2 separate regions of the Homo sapiens genome follow, and region 2 is linked to region 1. The links are chromatin loops, found by intact Hi-C in ENCODE. Cell type or tissue: ascending aorta. All regions are shown on one strand.

Evidence for each region. A loop is a pair of places that touch in the nucleus more often than their neighbours do. Peaks named below come from ENCODE experiments on the same cell type or tissue, not always from the same donor. Only the 100,000 strongest peaks of a DNase experiment are listed, where the experiment ranks them.
Region 2: a loop joins it to region 1, with 3 times the contacts of the local background. A loop is called at or near these places in 5 of 110 quality-filtered maps.

The regions. Positions count from the first base shown.
Region 1 is chrX:96,681,123-96,689,122 of GRCh38, reverse strand. DIAPH2 (diaphanous related formin 2) reads right to left here and starts at 4,281. Exons shown (of 27, transcript NM_006729.5): 1 at 3,933-4,281. The coding sequence starts at 4,064. RefSeq lists enhancers at 3,064-3,777, 3,778-4,493. In ascending aorta, CTCF peaks have their summits at 4,004 and 4,230; DNase peaks (open chromatin) are centred at 3,342, 3,742 and 4,382; H3K4me3 peaks cover 3,127 bases; H3K27ac peaks cover 2,100 bases; H3K27me3 peaks cover 908 bases.
Region 2 is chrX:96,427,511-96,435,510 of GRCh38, reverse strand. It overlaps LOC107985714 (a long non-coding RNA gene), which reads left to right. Exons shown (of 3, transcript XR_001755917.2): 3 at 5,418-7,240. Among named protein-coding and RNA genes, the nearest start is that of DIAPH2, 250 kb to the left of the region's middle. In ascending aorta, no CTCF peak of the experiment used is centred here; no DNase peak of the experiment used is centred here; H3K27ac peaks cover 1,898 bases.

The sequences.
Region 1 (8,000 bases):
CTAGAATGCCTTTCCCTCACCTATTTTCTTCAGCCTTCAGCTGCAAATGTCACCTACTGCGATAAGCCTTTTCTTACTCAAGCATGCAATTCTACGTAGATGCCTCTCCATGACCACCCCCAACCATGCATATTCCTATAGCAACTTATCACACTGCTTTTTTTTTTTTCCTTAAAGAGATGGGTTCTCTGTCGCCAAGGCTGTAATACAGTGGTATAGTCACAGCTCACTGCAGCTTCAAACTCCTGAGCTCAAGAAATCCTCCTGCCTTAGCAGCCTGTGTAGCTGGGATTATAGGCACAAGCTACCACGTCTGGCTCACATTGCATTTTAAGCATTAATTAACTTCCCTGTCTGTCTCAGTAGACTACAAGTATCTTTGTATCACCAACCCTTAGAATTATGCCTAGCACACAGTAGGTACTCAGTAAACCTGTATTGCATAAATGAAATCATTGTTGCTCATACCTTATCATTAAAAATCAAGACTGGGTGCAGTGGCTCAAGCCTGTAATCCTAGCACTTTGGGAGGTGGAGGTGGGTGGATCACTTGAGGTCAAGAATTCAAGACCAGCCTGGCCAATATGGTGAAACCCCGTCTCTACAAAAATACAAAAAAGATTAGCTGGGCCTGGTGGTGCACACCTGTAATCCCAGCTGCTAGGGAGGCTGAGGCAGGAGAATCGCTTGCACCCAGGAGGCAGAGGTTGCAGTGGGCCGAGATCACACCACTGCACTCCAGCCTGGGCAACAGAGCGAGACTCCGTCTCAAAATAAATAAATAAATAAAAACATAATTTATCCAGTTGTAAACAAATAACCAAATAGGAAGTTACATAATAACCAGAAAAATTAACTAATTTGACTTTACTGTTTGAAGAACCAAAGGCTTCAGAAATTATGCAGGAACACAAAGTCAAAAATGCAAAAACATCAAATACTGTTAGGTCACTCTACACTACCGTGTGGTGTGGGGTGCGGTGTTCTGCATCAACATTGGCCTCTCTTAATGGTTAAGTCACTGCCTTAAATAAGTAGGATTCAAGATGTAGTTCCTTCACAACATTTATAGAGCTTTCTCTTCTACTCAATTTAACAAAATGCATTCCATGGTTGACATCAAATTACAAATTAATCTAAGATTCATGCTGTTTGATGACATGTTGCAATCTGGGCCTAACCAAAATAGTTACATAAAATCCAAAACTCTACTACTAATGCATTATTCAAAATGTGATGAGTCCAAGACAGGAATGCCTTATTTTAAAAGAATCAAAACAAAAGGGTCATTATGAGGATGCTTATATGAAAAAAACTGAAGTGAATTCCATTAAATTTTTATTTAAGTAATCTTAAATAGAAATCATTATAGTGTTGAAATGCCACTCTGAAAAATTTCTCACTAATACTCATTAAAAAGTTGAGGATATAAATGAAAGCAGTTCCTCTCTATAGAAAATCTGCTTTCCAGGCTGACCAACATGGTGAAATCCCGTCTCTACTAAAAATACAAAAATTAGCTGGGTGTGGTGGCACGTGCCTGTAATCCCAGCTACTCAGGAGGCTGAGGCAGGAGAATCACTTGAACCCGGGAGGCAGAGGTTGCAGTGAGCCAAGATCGCGCCACTGGACTCCAGCCATGGCAACAGAGCGAGACTTCGTCCCAAAAAAAAAAAAAGAAAAGAAAATATGTGTTCCATTTCCATTTTTCCAGAATTCTGAGGAACTAAATGAAAACAACCAAACTACACAAGCCTTATACCTTATGAATCCATTATACTGGAGCGACTGAATTAATTTTCCTCTGTAGCGGAAATTTTAATCTATGTAGACATTGAGTAGTTAACTTCTTTTTTACCACTAGAAGAATTCGTTTCAATATCAATCACCTGTGTGGTCAATGCCATTTCCCCTTCTTCCCTACTCAGTAACTTAGAGTGGAATCAACTATTCTTTCCTTTACTTTCTATCTTTTGTAATGCCATAGTTCTTACTCTTCTATAGGTAATGGATGCCTTTGAAAAACTGATGAAAGCCATGGGGCCCAGAAAAATAAATGTACCCATATACACTCAAATATTTTCATACAATTTCAGGAGTTTAAGAACCCCTATGCCCCAAGATCACCTACACAAATAATTTCTATCACCATATGGCTCTCTTTTATAATCCCATACCACAACTCCTTTACACTCATATACACACACAAATTAAGGACTAGTTCAGAGATTATTAACATAATACTCAAAATAAAAAAATTTCATCTAAGTAAAGTTGTATCTTACTAGCAAACTTCTAAGAATCCCAGATGAATTCTTTCCTGAAAAGCTTACTAAATCTTACTGTTTGGTCAACTTGCTTGCCTTAAAATGTGCCACAATGTCTTCCTAAATTTGTTTTTGTTAACTCTGACACATCTGCTTGTAAAATCACGTAAGGCTCAAAAGTTATGTTTGAGCAAAAAAAGAAAATTCATGTTAATATTAACAAACTCTTGGATTCAAATCTTGTTCTACCGTATCAAGCTATGTTCAACACGGAACAGTGAAGTTAGCTAGGAACCGGAACAGTGAAGTTAGCTAGGAACTGAAAATGATACGATCTCATAACTATCTAGTTACCTTGTCAAAGCAAGTAAAACATAAAAGATGAATCAGGACAAATGGCTAAAGGGAAGAGAAGAATATAATCAAGGTGTTACTACTAACAGAGATAAGTGTTTTTTTTTTTCTCGAAAGCATACTTCTTAAAAGTGGCAGATTCTTGCTAGACGTACCAAACCATTTGTGGAAACTATCAGTTAACTTTTTACTTAAATTTTTAATCACTGATTAAACCACAGTTTTGTACTGGATCCAAACCAAATGGCCAGATGCCATAAGAAACGGCTTTATTTATATGTCACCCTCTCCTTGTCTATTATAATCAAGTTGGTAGTTAAAGCTGAAATCTATACATTCAACATGTGGCTTGTGCTTCGGATCTGGACTAAGAATACAGCTCTAAGGAGTATCTGCTGAATTTGTACAGGAAAACCCTTTCCCCTCACACCACCCAAATTAGAAAGTTTACAAAAAGCGGAACCCTTCTGATGAGCTGAGGAAACTCCAGTATTTCCCAATGCAATACCAGGCCTCATCGATTTCATTCCTCTGCACATTCAGTGGCAGGAAATGGACTGCTACCATCGGTTCACACTATCAGCACGGTGAGATTTGCACAGTTTGTGCCTACTGCTTTTGAGCGTTCTTAATCAACTAAGTGGAAGTACTGTATGACTATGCCTATTACACACACTCGACAGTTGGTGGTACCTCACCCAGCCTCAAACTCCCACGCGCCCCCACCCTTCCAAAGAAACATTTCTTGGGAGAGCACATGGAGAGAGGCAAGGAGGAGGAAAAAGGCACGTAGGCGCCTCTTCCTGAGATTTCTGGTAAAGTAGAAAGACTGGGAGCATAAATAGTGTTCTTCTTGATTTGCGAAGCTGTAGGTGGGCTCCCAAGGACTTGGAATAAAAAGGAGGGAGGTTCCCCTGCCCCGGACCCTACGCGTTAGGAGGCAAAACAGCAACTAACAAGAAGTGGGAGGAGAATGGAATCGCGCAAAGGTTTGCGCCCACAAGTTAGACAAACAACAGCCCTACCCAGTACTCGGGGTGTCCCCAAGTTGGGGCTGGGCCTTTCTCCTTCCCGCACCGCCTCCCGGGCTGACAAGAGTGAGAAAGGGGTTAAGTAGAGAAGGGGGTGCTCTTCCGCCCCCACGCCGTCTCCGCGCCTCGGCGTGGCCACTCCTTTAGCGGCTCCCCGAGTTGCACAGCGAGGTCGCGGTCATCCTTGGGAGGGGGCCCCGGGTGCCCCCGTGTTCAATGGCAGGAGGATCCCGGGGCTCTCCCTGTCCCTAAGGCCGGCGGGGGCTGCGGGAGCACTCACCAATTTGGGTTTGTTTTTCGTTTCCTCTTCATTGGCGGCCCGGTTCCCCGCGCTCCGCTTGTTGCTCCGGCCCCCACCGGGTTCCTCGCTGCCGCCTCCCGCTCCCGACGCCGCCGCCCCGGGCTGCTCCATCTTTCTCCGGCCCTGTCACCTGTGCCCTGTAACCCCACCTCTCCTCAACTGAGAAAGCACCTCGGGGCGCTCACACTGCCCCGCGCTGACTCGGCGGCACCTCTTCCTGAGGGAGAGAGTGTCTGCCCGGGAAGCTGCCGATTTCAGGCCCCCGGGACTCCAGGCTCCCAGGCACCCCCGACGCAACCACGCCGTTGCCACTACTCGGCGCTGGGGCAAGCCCTGCCCCTGAGCAGTTGCAATTACCACGGTCGCCGCCGCCCTCAGGGCGGTGTTTAGGGTGGAGGGAAAAGTAGGTGCCTATCTCTTTAAGAGGGCCTCAACACACGTGATTCTTCAAAGTGCCCGCATCGGCCGCCCGGGCGCGCAAAGCTGCTTCCTACTCCCGCAGCCGAGCCGGCCCCAGCTACTGAGCATGCCCGGCGCGGTGACTGGAGCCTAACAGAGCACTTTCAGCTGCGGTTAGGCACTGATTTCACTTCCTAGTGGCCCAGCGAGAACAGGGAGGGAACTAGTCAAGAGAAAGGAAGGGTAGCCCATTTTAGAGATGGGGAAACTGAGGCCCGGGAAGATCCGCCTGTAAGTTTCACTGGCGGGTCAACCTGAGTATCAGCTTTCACTTCTGTGGGCCACAGCACCTTCCCTCCCTGAGGCCTCTCCGGGGGTGTGGTCCTGCTACAGTCTGTGGAAAGACTTGATTGGCAAGGGAACTGGCATCCTATAGGAAAACCACCGGGAGTGCTGATTAATTGCCTCGACAGACTGTGTGTGGGTCAGAGTGGAAAGAGTGAGTGCTTTCTGTTGTCGTGATTACGTTGTGACCGAAGAAATACAGTTGTTCCTTTATTCCCTTGCTGCAGGGTTGTTGAAGCAGCAGGCGCCCACCGCTTAATCCCTAGGGGATTGTTAGGTTCTATAACCAAAACACTTACATACAGCTAGCAATTGAATTGAGTGCTATTTTCAGGTTCCCGAACTAGTTTAGAGTTGTTGTGGGGAGTGAATAAGATCATGTGTGTCAAAGCTTTGTTGTAAATGAAAATCCCTAGACAAATGCTAGGTGTTTTTGTGCAGCAGCAGGGCACTGTTGGGACGATAGTCTTAAGTCCTTGCGTCATACCTAGCATTTTGTCCTCAGGACAAAATATAGTACCCACACTGTATTTCTTCCATCCTCTTTAAATGATGCCCTTTAAAAGTAAAGGTACACACTGAGAACATTAGACGGGGTGGGTAGGATTTGAATGAACCACCATCATAGAATAGGAGCACATATGCTAGGAAAGCTACCTATAAAGTAAATTTAAATATGAAATCTATAAACATGCCATACACCTATTACTGAAGATATCTCCAGACTATGACTCCTTTTGACCTTCTCCCCTTCGGCCTAAATTTAATATGCTGAATGGAATTTGTATCTGAACATATTTATTGAGAGTGCATTAGGATGCATTTGACCATGCTATAGGTGCAAGGAGACAGCTAACTTGGGCAGTAGAATGAAAAGAACACCAGATATCTGAAAACAGCTTTAATTCTAGCTTTGTCATTGTCATTAACTTTCTTTTTTTTTTAATTCTGAGACAGAGTTTCCCTCTTGTTGCCCAGGCTGGAGTGCAAAGGTGCAATCTCAGCTCACCGCAATCTCCACCTCCCGGGTTCAAGCGATTCTCCTGCCTCAGCCTCCCAAGTAGCTGGGATTACAGGGACCCACCACCACGCCCAGCTAATTCTGCATTTTTAGTAGAGATGGGGTTTCTCCGTGTTGGTCAGGCTGCTCTCAAACTCCTGAGCTTAGGTGATCCGCCTGCCTTGGCCTCCCAAAGAGCTGGGATTACAGGCGTGAGCCACCGTGCCCGGCTGACTTTCTTTTTAATCATGGAGGTGTGACTTCTCTACTCCTAAGGTGGCAAGCTACCAAAGGACAGCAGAGAAGAGGGAATACATGCTCCCAAACAGGGTGCTCAAGGAGCCCCATGGTAACTTTGCTTTGTTGAAGTTCCCGTTTTACTTACTTAAAGTTTAGTGTATATTTTGAATTCAACTCACTACATACACACACACACAAACACAATTTATATAAATGTCTCCTCTCCTGAAAAATTGAGTCAAAATGGGTGCTTCAGAAAGACATGACCTGTTTAGCCAATGCGTAATTCCTGTTTGTGCCATAGGTGTGGTCCATAGCTGAGGGCCCTCCAAGCGCAAACATGGTTCAGTAATCTGCCCAGTAGACATTTCTTCAGCTCCTTAGAGTACACTAGGTGATACAGAGTGTCATGAGTAAGAAGGATGAAGATGACACAGTTTCCGCCTTTTAGAACTTCAGAGCCTACTGGGAGAGACAGACCATTAAAGAACTGCACTGCACTATAACAGATATGAACAGGAAGCCTTTGAAGCACATGAAAGAGGTAACTATCGGAGTGTCAGAGGCTCAGGGACACCTTCCCAAAGAAGATGATGTTTGAGCTGAGTCTTAAGGGTCTGATTCAAGTTAACATTTGTTGGCAGCCTACTAAGTGTGAGGTACTGTGCAAGGCATCATGAGTACAGTGGTGAACAAGACAGACATGGTTTGGTCTTAGGGAGCTTTCATGCTATCGGGAAAGATATATATAGTTTCACTCTTATTGCCCAGGCTAGAGTGCAATGGCGCAATCTCAGCTCACGGCAACCTCCGCCTCCCAGGTTCAAGCGATTCTCCTGCCTCAGCCTCCCGAGTAGCTGGGATTACAGGCATGTGCCACCACGCCTGGCTAATTTTGTATTTTTAGTACAGATTGGGTTTCTCCATATTGGTCAGGCTGGTCTCAAACTCCCGAACTCAGGTGATCCGACTGCCTTGGCCTCCCAAAGTGCTGGGATTACAGGCATGAGCCACTGCGCCCAACCTTGGGAAAGATATTAAAAATGTATTAAGCAATTACAAGGCAAATAAGGACAGTGAAGGGCATTCAGGCAAAGGAAATGACAATAGCATGTGCAGAAGCCCTGTGGTTAAGAAATTGGTGGGGAGCTGGGGAGACTGTTGGCAGGAGAAGCAGCAGAACAGATAAGGAGTTTCCAGATTGAAGCCCCCTACTTAATAAGTTTCATTACTGTTGTTTAAAAAGTGGAAGGGGGTCAGGCACGGTGGCTCACGCCTGTAATCCCAGCACTTTGGGAGGCTGAGGTGGGTGGATCACCTGAGGTCAGGAGTTCGAGACCAGCCTGGCCAACATGGAAAAACCCAGTCCCTACTGAAAATACAAAAATTAGCAGGGCATGGTGGCAGGTGCCTGTAATCCCAGCTACTCAGGAGGCTTGAGGCAGGAGAATGGCTTGAACCCGGGAGGCAGAGGTTGCAGTGAGCCGAGATCATGCCACTGCACTCCAGCCTGGGTGACAGAGCGAGGCTCTGTCTCCATAAAAATAAAAACTAAAAAGTGGAAAAGCAGAATAAGGAGGCCATTGTAATATGAATTACTTCTGTTTAGAACGTATAAATAGACTTGAAAATGTATTGATATTATTTTGAATGTAAGGTTGGGTTTCATCATCCTCAGGCCAGGTTAATCTGCATGTCATATCCAGTTAGAAGTACATGTAAAAGATTGATAATCTTTTCTGCAAAAAATGAAAGTTTGTCCCTGATATGTCTTACATTTGACTTTATTGTGGTTATTTTGGCCCGTCTTAATTCTTGATGTTTTTTTCAGCATTTTGCTCTAGTTAATGTAAACAGTGGTTTAAAAACAAGCAAAAACCTTTCCTTCAGGCTTCAGGGTCATTGGCCTGGCAGAAACTAACACAGGAAAGGAGCCACTGCTCTCGGTAAGGACTCTTTGTCCACTGATTATGAACCAAGCACCTCACCAATTGTGGTCCTACAGCAGATCTCTCTGCATCTGTAATCCTTTATTTTTACCCTCCTGGGTCACACAAATAGGT
Region 2 (8,000 bases), 250 kb after region 1:
AGTCTAGTAAAGATGCTTGATTTTGTTTTTTTATATGCCCTCTGTTATTGACGATCCAAGCAGTAAAACATATACAATAAAATTGTGCTTTTTATGAATTTGATTGATCTCTTTTGTATTCTAAAGAATAACCTGGCAAAGCATTATGTTTTTGATTTAGGTCTTCATAAGTCATCTACATAGAGGATACTAAATAGGAAGAGGTGATAGTGACATTTGCATGTTAGGAGTTCAGGTTCTACTTTAATTGCTGTGGGATTACATTTCAATTTTTTTTCCATGATATTTTCTCTGCAACGACAACCAGGTAGTAGTCTTCCTGCCTTAGTCTTCATTAAACTCCCATCACCCTCCACATCACTACCAGATACATCTTCTAATTCATTAAACGAATATCACTCTCCTCCTCAAAAGCCTTTGGTGTCTCCCCATTGTCTGCCAACTCTCTCTTTAATCTAGCATTCAAAGCCCTCCATGATTTGGCTGCAGTTCATCATTTGAGTTTCACCTGTCCCTAACAACTCCCTTGCTAGTACTTATGTTTCAGCTAAACACACACACATTTAATATACCCCTCATCCCATCCCCTCCTCACCCCCACACAGGTGCTCCTATCTGTCCTTTTCCACTGCCATTGCTTTTATAATACTCTCTACCAGGACCATCCAACCTCTTATTTTTACCTATGTTTTGAGGCAGAACTCCTACACGTATTTTGAGGCCCAGTTTAAATGCAACAAGTTTCAAGTCTTACTCGTCCCATTTATAATAGTTTTTGTATCTTATTTCCCCTCATCATTATCTTTCCTCTGGTTATTTTCCCTCACAACTCCTTAATTGCGGGAACTTACCATAGCACAGCAGCAGCCTTCCTTGTGCATGACAGTTGCCAATAATCCTTTGTTGAACAATGGGAATGAGACCTAATGTCCACCCCCATATCTCTGAACTTTTCTATCTTAATTATATTTAAATGTGCACGCTATTCTGGTTATTGGAACTAGCATCCTAGCAACCTTTCTTTCCATAAACGAGGGAACTTTGTGATTTATAGAGATGCTGTTGTTCATAATCAGATATGTAACGTTTATTATGTATGGAAATAACACAAATTCATTAATGGAAAACAATAGTTTGGAAGAGTTAAGTATCTGAATCAATATTTAAAGCTGCCATAGCACAGCAGGACTTAGTCCCCTCAGACATTTGAATGAATGACCGAGCCATCAATTTAACCTGTTGAGTATGTGACTGAACAGACAAAACCTTAGATGTGTCAATATAACCACACTGGCTGACCTGAAATAAGAGTCTCTTTAGCTTCAAGCAGAATTTGCAAAACTCCCAGAATTCAAGCCTCAGGTGCCAACAACACTCAAAATAATCTTTACAATTTTCTGAGACTTTAGCTATGTTCCGCTAATAAAAGGTATTATTTAGTATTTCTTGTCTCATCATTTAAAAGCCAATGTCCTGGCTACATGTATAAAGGCTTGAGAGATTCCCTTCCTGTTTATTTGGTGAGTTAAGTTGGCAGGCAACCACTAGAGAGACACTGATGTCTGTTAGTGCCACAGGTGTGAGTTTTGTAATCTCTCTTTCTGGAAAATGTCCAGGATGTTACTGTTTTGAAGGCTGGCTTCCCCTTAAAAAAAAAAAAGTAAATGTATCCTGTGCACTATTGTCACTTAGAGCTGTGGAGCAGCAATGACTAAAAGCCTCTTGAGAAATAAACACAAGTGACAAAAGATTAATTCTTTTGGCATTCTTATGGAAAAACCATGATCCTTTCCAAAGAGAAAACTCCTTGAAGTCCGTGTGGGTTCATTAGAAGTCCCTCTCTGGGAAAACTAAAGAGCAGGCAAATGATCAGTTTGTGTGTCTGACAGTGACATCTGTCACCCATTGACCTCAGATGTGACACTATTGATTTGGCTGCCTTCCTTCTTCATGGCTCCATGCATGTCCCTCTAAAACTGTGCTAAATCATTGGAAATTTTAAAAACCACTCCTTGTCTCCAATGACTTTGATTGAAGAGCTGCAAACTAGGTATGAAGAAATTCAAACACATTAGGTTTCTAGGCAGTTTGGTTGGGGGCGGGGGTGGTGGCTAAAGAGCTAGAATATTGTTCTAGAAATCTGGATAATGGTAAGTACCTTGTAAAATGAATGACCCATTGTTCCTTCACTGAAGGTTCACATTCTTGTACAGTCTTACTGAACTTGTGCACTAGTTAGCTGTCCCACTAAGAGTTTGTCACTAAACAAAACAAGCATACAAGTCAATGCTGTGGACCATGAACTTGCTTTTCCTACAGTATTTTGCTCACATGGATGGGTCAAAATTGGGAAACATGGCTTAACCAAATTCAAAGCCTTTTTGATATAGGACTTCTCAAAACCTTCATTCTGTTCCCATGTGTTTTGTGCATCTCTAAGAGGAAACTGGAATGTAAGGTTGACCATGAGACCTGTTCCTCCTGCTCACCCAGAGGAATTAACTCTTCCCTTTCATGAATGGGTATAGACTGAATACCTGTTAACAACAAAATCTGTCAGCAGCATCACTATTGAAGAAGACATAGTGAACCGGCTTTGTTTTCTTCAGTGGATGGAACTCATTCCACTCTGTAACATTTTGTTCTTGGCTTAACAAGCAACAGTGCAAGTGGCATAACCCTGCATATTTTTTGTTTTAGGTCACTCTGAGAAGTTGGTTTACTTATATTTAGATAATTAGTACAAAGCAACACTGCATTTATGGAACATTCTTTAGTTTCCTTTTAGAGTCTTCACACAACTAGGATTAAAGAGGACTAAAATTATATTACTTCTGGAAGGAAAGCTGGATCTCTACTAGTTTGGTAGGCATGAAAACTAGAGAGACTTTCACTCTCCATGGAGCAGTGATATGAAGTCTGATGCAAATGGCTCCTTTCTGGATTATTCATTCATTTGATAAATATTTATTGAATGCTTACTATATTCCTAGTGGTCTTTTAGGTGTTTGGATTAGAGTTACTTAAAAAAGAACTTCCAACCTTGTGGAGCTTACATTCTATGGGGGAAGAAAACAAGCAAGCAAATACATTTATGAAAAAAATTATATATTTACAGATCAGATAATTGATATGAGGGAACTAAAACAAGGTGATAAGCTGGAATGGGGGGTTCTTTTTATAAAAAGTGTGATTTATAATTAAAGTTTCTAATCTCAAATATGTTTTCGCCATAATGAATTTCTGTGGTAATAAAATGTAATACCTCTTCTTGTTTTTCTTCATAAATATACATACTTATAAAGAAGAGGTGATTGTTGAAAGAGGAGGTGAGCCAGCCATGTGAAGATCTAAGAGAGCAGATTTCCAAGTGTAAATTTTAGAAATTATAGGAACTGTGAGGTAGAGTCTTTAGCTGGTTTTAAGAACAGAAAAAAGCCATTGTGGCTGGAACATAGTGAGGAAGGGAACAAATAGTGCGATTTACTAGATCGGTGGTTCTCGAAGTGTGGTCAGGTATGTTGGTAGTCATACACAGGCTAGCAAGCTGTACTGTTGAGTCAAGGAATAAGAGATGGTGTCGTCCTCGGGCACCCAATTTATGCAGGTCCTGATAGTTCTCTGACTATGAGAAATCAGGGAGATTTTATTTAGCGCAGTAGTTCTCAAAGTATGATTCCTGGGCCACCAATATCAACAACACTTGGAAACTTGTTGGAAATGCAAATTTTCTACCCCATCCCAGACCTACTAAATCAGTAGGACTGAGACCAGCAACCTTTGTTGTAACAAGCCATTCGGGTGATTCTGGTGTTAGATAGAGTTAGTGATTCATCTTGCTGGAAAATAACTGGGGGTGTGAGTGTGGAGTAAAATAGTGTCACTTTAGGAGGAAGTGTCTTCTTTGTTTAAAAGCCTTATTATTCTATTTGTGTTCTTGAACCCATCTGCTACTGGAAAGTACCTAGCTTCATTAATTCATTAACTCTTCCTGCATGTATTAGGAATAAACAGATGATGCTCTTAGGGTTGTACATAGATAATTTCAGTTAATCCTTATAATAACCCTGTGGGATAGGTACTGTTATTATTCCCATTTTATAGAAAAGGAAATGAGGGTACAGAAAAGAAATTTGACCCTGGTCACAAAGGTAATAAGAGGAAGTCTGGTTCCAGAAGCACATTAATAAGTACTTTTCTACAGTGCCTCTCACATATCTGGGATCAGCTGGGGTGATTTGATCTAAGATAACATTGTTCAAACAATTGCCTTTGCTTTTGACTTTGACTTCAAGTCTCTGAATGGTGCTCATAGAGGTCACCTAGTGACTATTCTAGTCTAAAACCCTGAGAGGTAAAACAGCTTGCCTAAGATTATAGAGCCAGTTAGTGTCAGAGCCATGACTTAAAACCCAGGTCCCTAACTTTCAACTCAGTGTTAACACGTTTCCATTGAAAACAAAACTGTGGATGTGACATACTGAAAACAACAAAGCCAGGCCACATATCCAGCAGCTCATGTATTTACCAGTCTTCCTTTATCTTGCTATTGTTAGCACAATGAGTTCTTTTCCTGATTCTGGTGCCCATGAAGGGCCAGAGGACAGGGCCCCCTAGGGAGAATACTGCCATAGCTGGCAATAAGAGCAAACACTAGTCTTGCACATGGAATTTGAGTCTAGGGTGCCAGAAGGGAACATTAGGTTCTATTAGTAGTATCTTTCATTGTCAAACGCATGAAGACAACAATGCATCAAAAAAAAGTAACTTTTCACCGGGTTCTTTTTTATGTTTCCTAGATTTTCTCTTTGTTTGCTTGCATGGTTTTGTTTTTAACTGCTTTTCTCATTTTATCTGCAGTGAAATTTTACCAAGGGAATGTACAGAAGTTGACATTCTGATCACTTCTTGGCCTTTTGGCTAACATCAAGTGCAGAAGTTAACATTCTGTAGAGCCTTAAAATAGCCACCCCTGTACGTTTAAGGCTTAATCACAAAACCTCAGCAATATTAAACATAAAATCTCCATTTCGGCATATGAATCTGAAATGAACTAGCTTTTCTGTCTCTATCTTCTGTTTTACATTTACAAAAGTGTGATGTATAATTTAAGTTTTAATCTCAAATGTGTTTGCTCTAGAATAAAATTCTGTAATAATAAAATGTTCTATCTCAGCTTGATTTCCTCTAGAAATATACTAACTATTCTTGTCATTTTCCCATTAATACAGTCAGCAAATAAAATAAAGTATTAATTCTGATTTAAAATCTAGTTCTGACTAGCATAATATTGTTTCATTAGAGTCATTCAAGATGCTTTTTGGGGACCCTATTAGGGGATTAATAAGAAGTTGTGATGAAAAGTCACATATTGTATATTAGATGTAATTATACAATGCATCTCTATTTATTATCAGTCTCCCAAACAACTTCTATTTAAAGAAAAGGGAAGTGTTGATTATTCCTGGGCAAGATGGCTGAATAGGAGCAGCTCCAGTCTGCAGCTTCCAACGAGACCAACGCAAAAGGTCAGTGATTTGTGCATTTCCAACTAAGGTACCCGGTTCATCTCACTGAGACTGGTTAGATAGTGGGTGCAGCCCCCAGAGGGTGAGCAGAAGCAGGGTGGAGTGTCGCCTCACCTGGGAAGCGCAAGGGGTCGGGGAACTTCCTTTCCTAGCCAAGGGAAGCCATGAGGGACCATGCTGTGAGGGATGGTGCTATCCAGCTCAGACACTGTGCTTTTCCCATGGTCTTCGCAATCCGCAGACCAGGAGATTCCCTCAGGTGCCTACACCACCAAGGCCCTGGGTTTCAAGCACAAAACTGGGCGGCCATTTGGGCAGACACTGAGCTAACTGGAGGAGCTTTTTTCTTGTCCTAGTGGCACCTGGAACGCCAGTGAGACAGAACCGTTCACTCCCCTGGAAGGGGGGCTGAAGCCAGGGAGCCAAGTGGTCTTGCTCAGCAGATCCCACCCCCAAAGAGCCCAGCAAGCTAAGATCCACTGGCTTGAAATTCTTGCTGCCAGCACAGTCAGACTTCACAGTCTGAAGTCAACCTGAGATGCTCGAGCTTGGTGGGGGGAGGGGTGCCCGAGCTTGGTGGGGGAAGGGGCGCCCGCCATTACTGAGGCTTGAGTAGTCGGTTTTCCTCACACAGTGTAAACAAAGCCGCCTGGAAGTTCGGACCCACCGCAGCTCAGCAAAGCCGCTATAGCCAGACTGCCTCTCTAGATTCCTCCTCTCTGGGCAGGACATCTCTGAAAGAAAGGCAGCAGCCCCAGTCAGGGGCTTATAGCTAAAAGTCCCATCTCTCTGGGACGGAGCACCTGGGGGAATGGGGAGCTGTGGGCGCCCTTAAGCGTTCCTGCCTGCTGGCTCTGAAGAGAGCAGTGGATCTCCCAGCACAGTGCTAGAGCTCTGCTAAGGGTCAGACTGCCTCCTCAAGTGGGTCCCTGAACCCCGTGCCTCCCGAAAAGGAGACACCTCCCAGCAGGGGTGGACAGACACGTCATACAGGAAAGCACTGGCTGGCATCTGGCAGGTGCCCCTCTGGGACGAAGCTTCCAGAGGAAGGAACAGACAGCAATCTTTGCTGTTCTGCAGCCTCCACTGGTGATACCCAGGCAAACAGGGTCTGGAGTGGAACCCCAGCAAACTCCAGCAGACCTACAGAAGAGGGGCCTGACAGAAGGAAAACTAACAAAAAGAAAGCAATAGCATCAACATTAACAAAAAGGATGACCATGCAAAAACTCCATCCAAAGGTCACCAACAGCAAAGACCAAAGGTAGATAAATCCATGGAGATGAGGAAAAACCAGCACAAAAAGGCTGAAAATTCCAAAAACCAGAATGCCTCTTCTCCTCCAGAGGATCACAACACCTGGCCAGCAAGGGAACAAAACTGGATGGAGAATAAGTTTGATGAATTGACAGAAGTAGGCTTCAGAAGGTGGGAAATAACAAACTTCTCCAAGCTAAAGGAGCATGTTATAACCCAATGCAAGGAAGCTAAGAACCTTGATAAAAGGTTAGAGGAATTGCTAACTAGAATAACTAGTTTAGAAAAGAACATAAATGACCTGATGGAACTGAAAAACACAGCACGAGAACTTCGTGAAGCATACGCAAGTATCAATAGCCGAATCAATCAAGCAGAACAAAGGATATCAGAGATTGAAGATCAACTTAATGAAATAAAGCATGAAGACAAGATTAGAGAAAAAAGAATAAAAAGGAACGAACCAAGCCTCCAAGAAATATGGGACTATATGAAAAGACCAAACCTACGTTTGATTGGTGTACCTGAAAGTGATGGGGAGAAAGGAACCAAGTTGGAAAACACACTTCAGGATGTAATCCAGGAGAACTTCCCGAACCTAGCAAGAGAGGCCAACATTCAAATTCAGGAAATACAGAGAACACCACAAAGATACTCCTTAGAAGAGCAACCCCAAGGCACATAATTGTCAGATTCACCAAGGTTGAAATGAAGGAAAAACTGTTAAGGGCAGCCAGAGAGAAAGGTCGGGTTACCCACAAAGGGAAGCCCATCAGACTAACAGCTGATCTCTCTGCAGAAACCCTACAAGCCAGAAGAGAGTGATGGTCAATATTCAACATTCTTAAAGAAAAGAATTTTCAACCCAAATTTCATATCCAGCCAAACTAAGCTTCATAAGTGAAGGAGAAATAAAATCCTTTACAGACAAGCAAATGCTGAGGGATTTTGTCACCACCAGGCCTGCCTTACAAGAATTCCTGAAGGAAGCATTAAATATGGAAAGGAAAAACCGGTACCAGCCACTGCAAAAACAACCCAAAATGTAAAGACCATCGACTATGGTCAATGAAGAAACTGCATCAACTAATGGGAAACAAGAAGAGCTAACTATCCTAAATATTTTTCCTAAATATATACCCAGGTTCATAAAGCAAGTTCTTAGAGACCTACGAAGAGACTCCTACACAATAAAAGTGGGAGACTTTCACACCC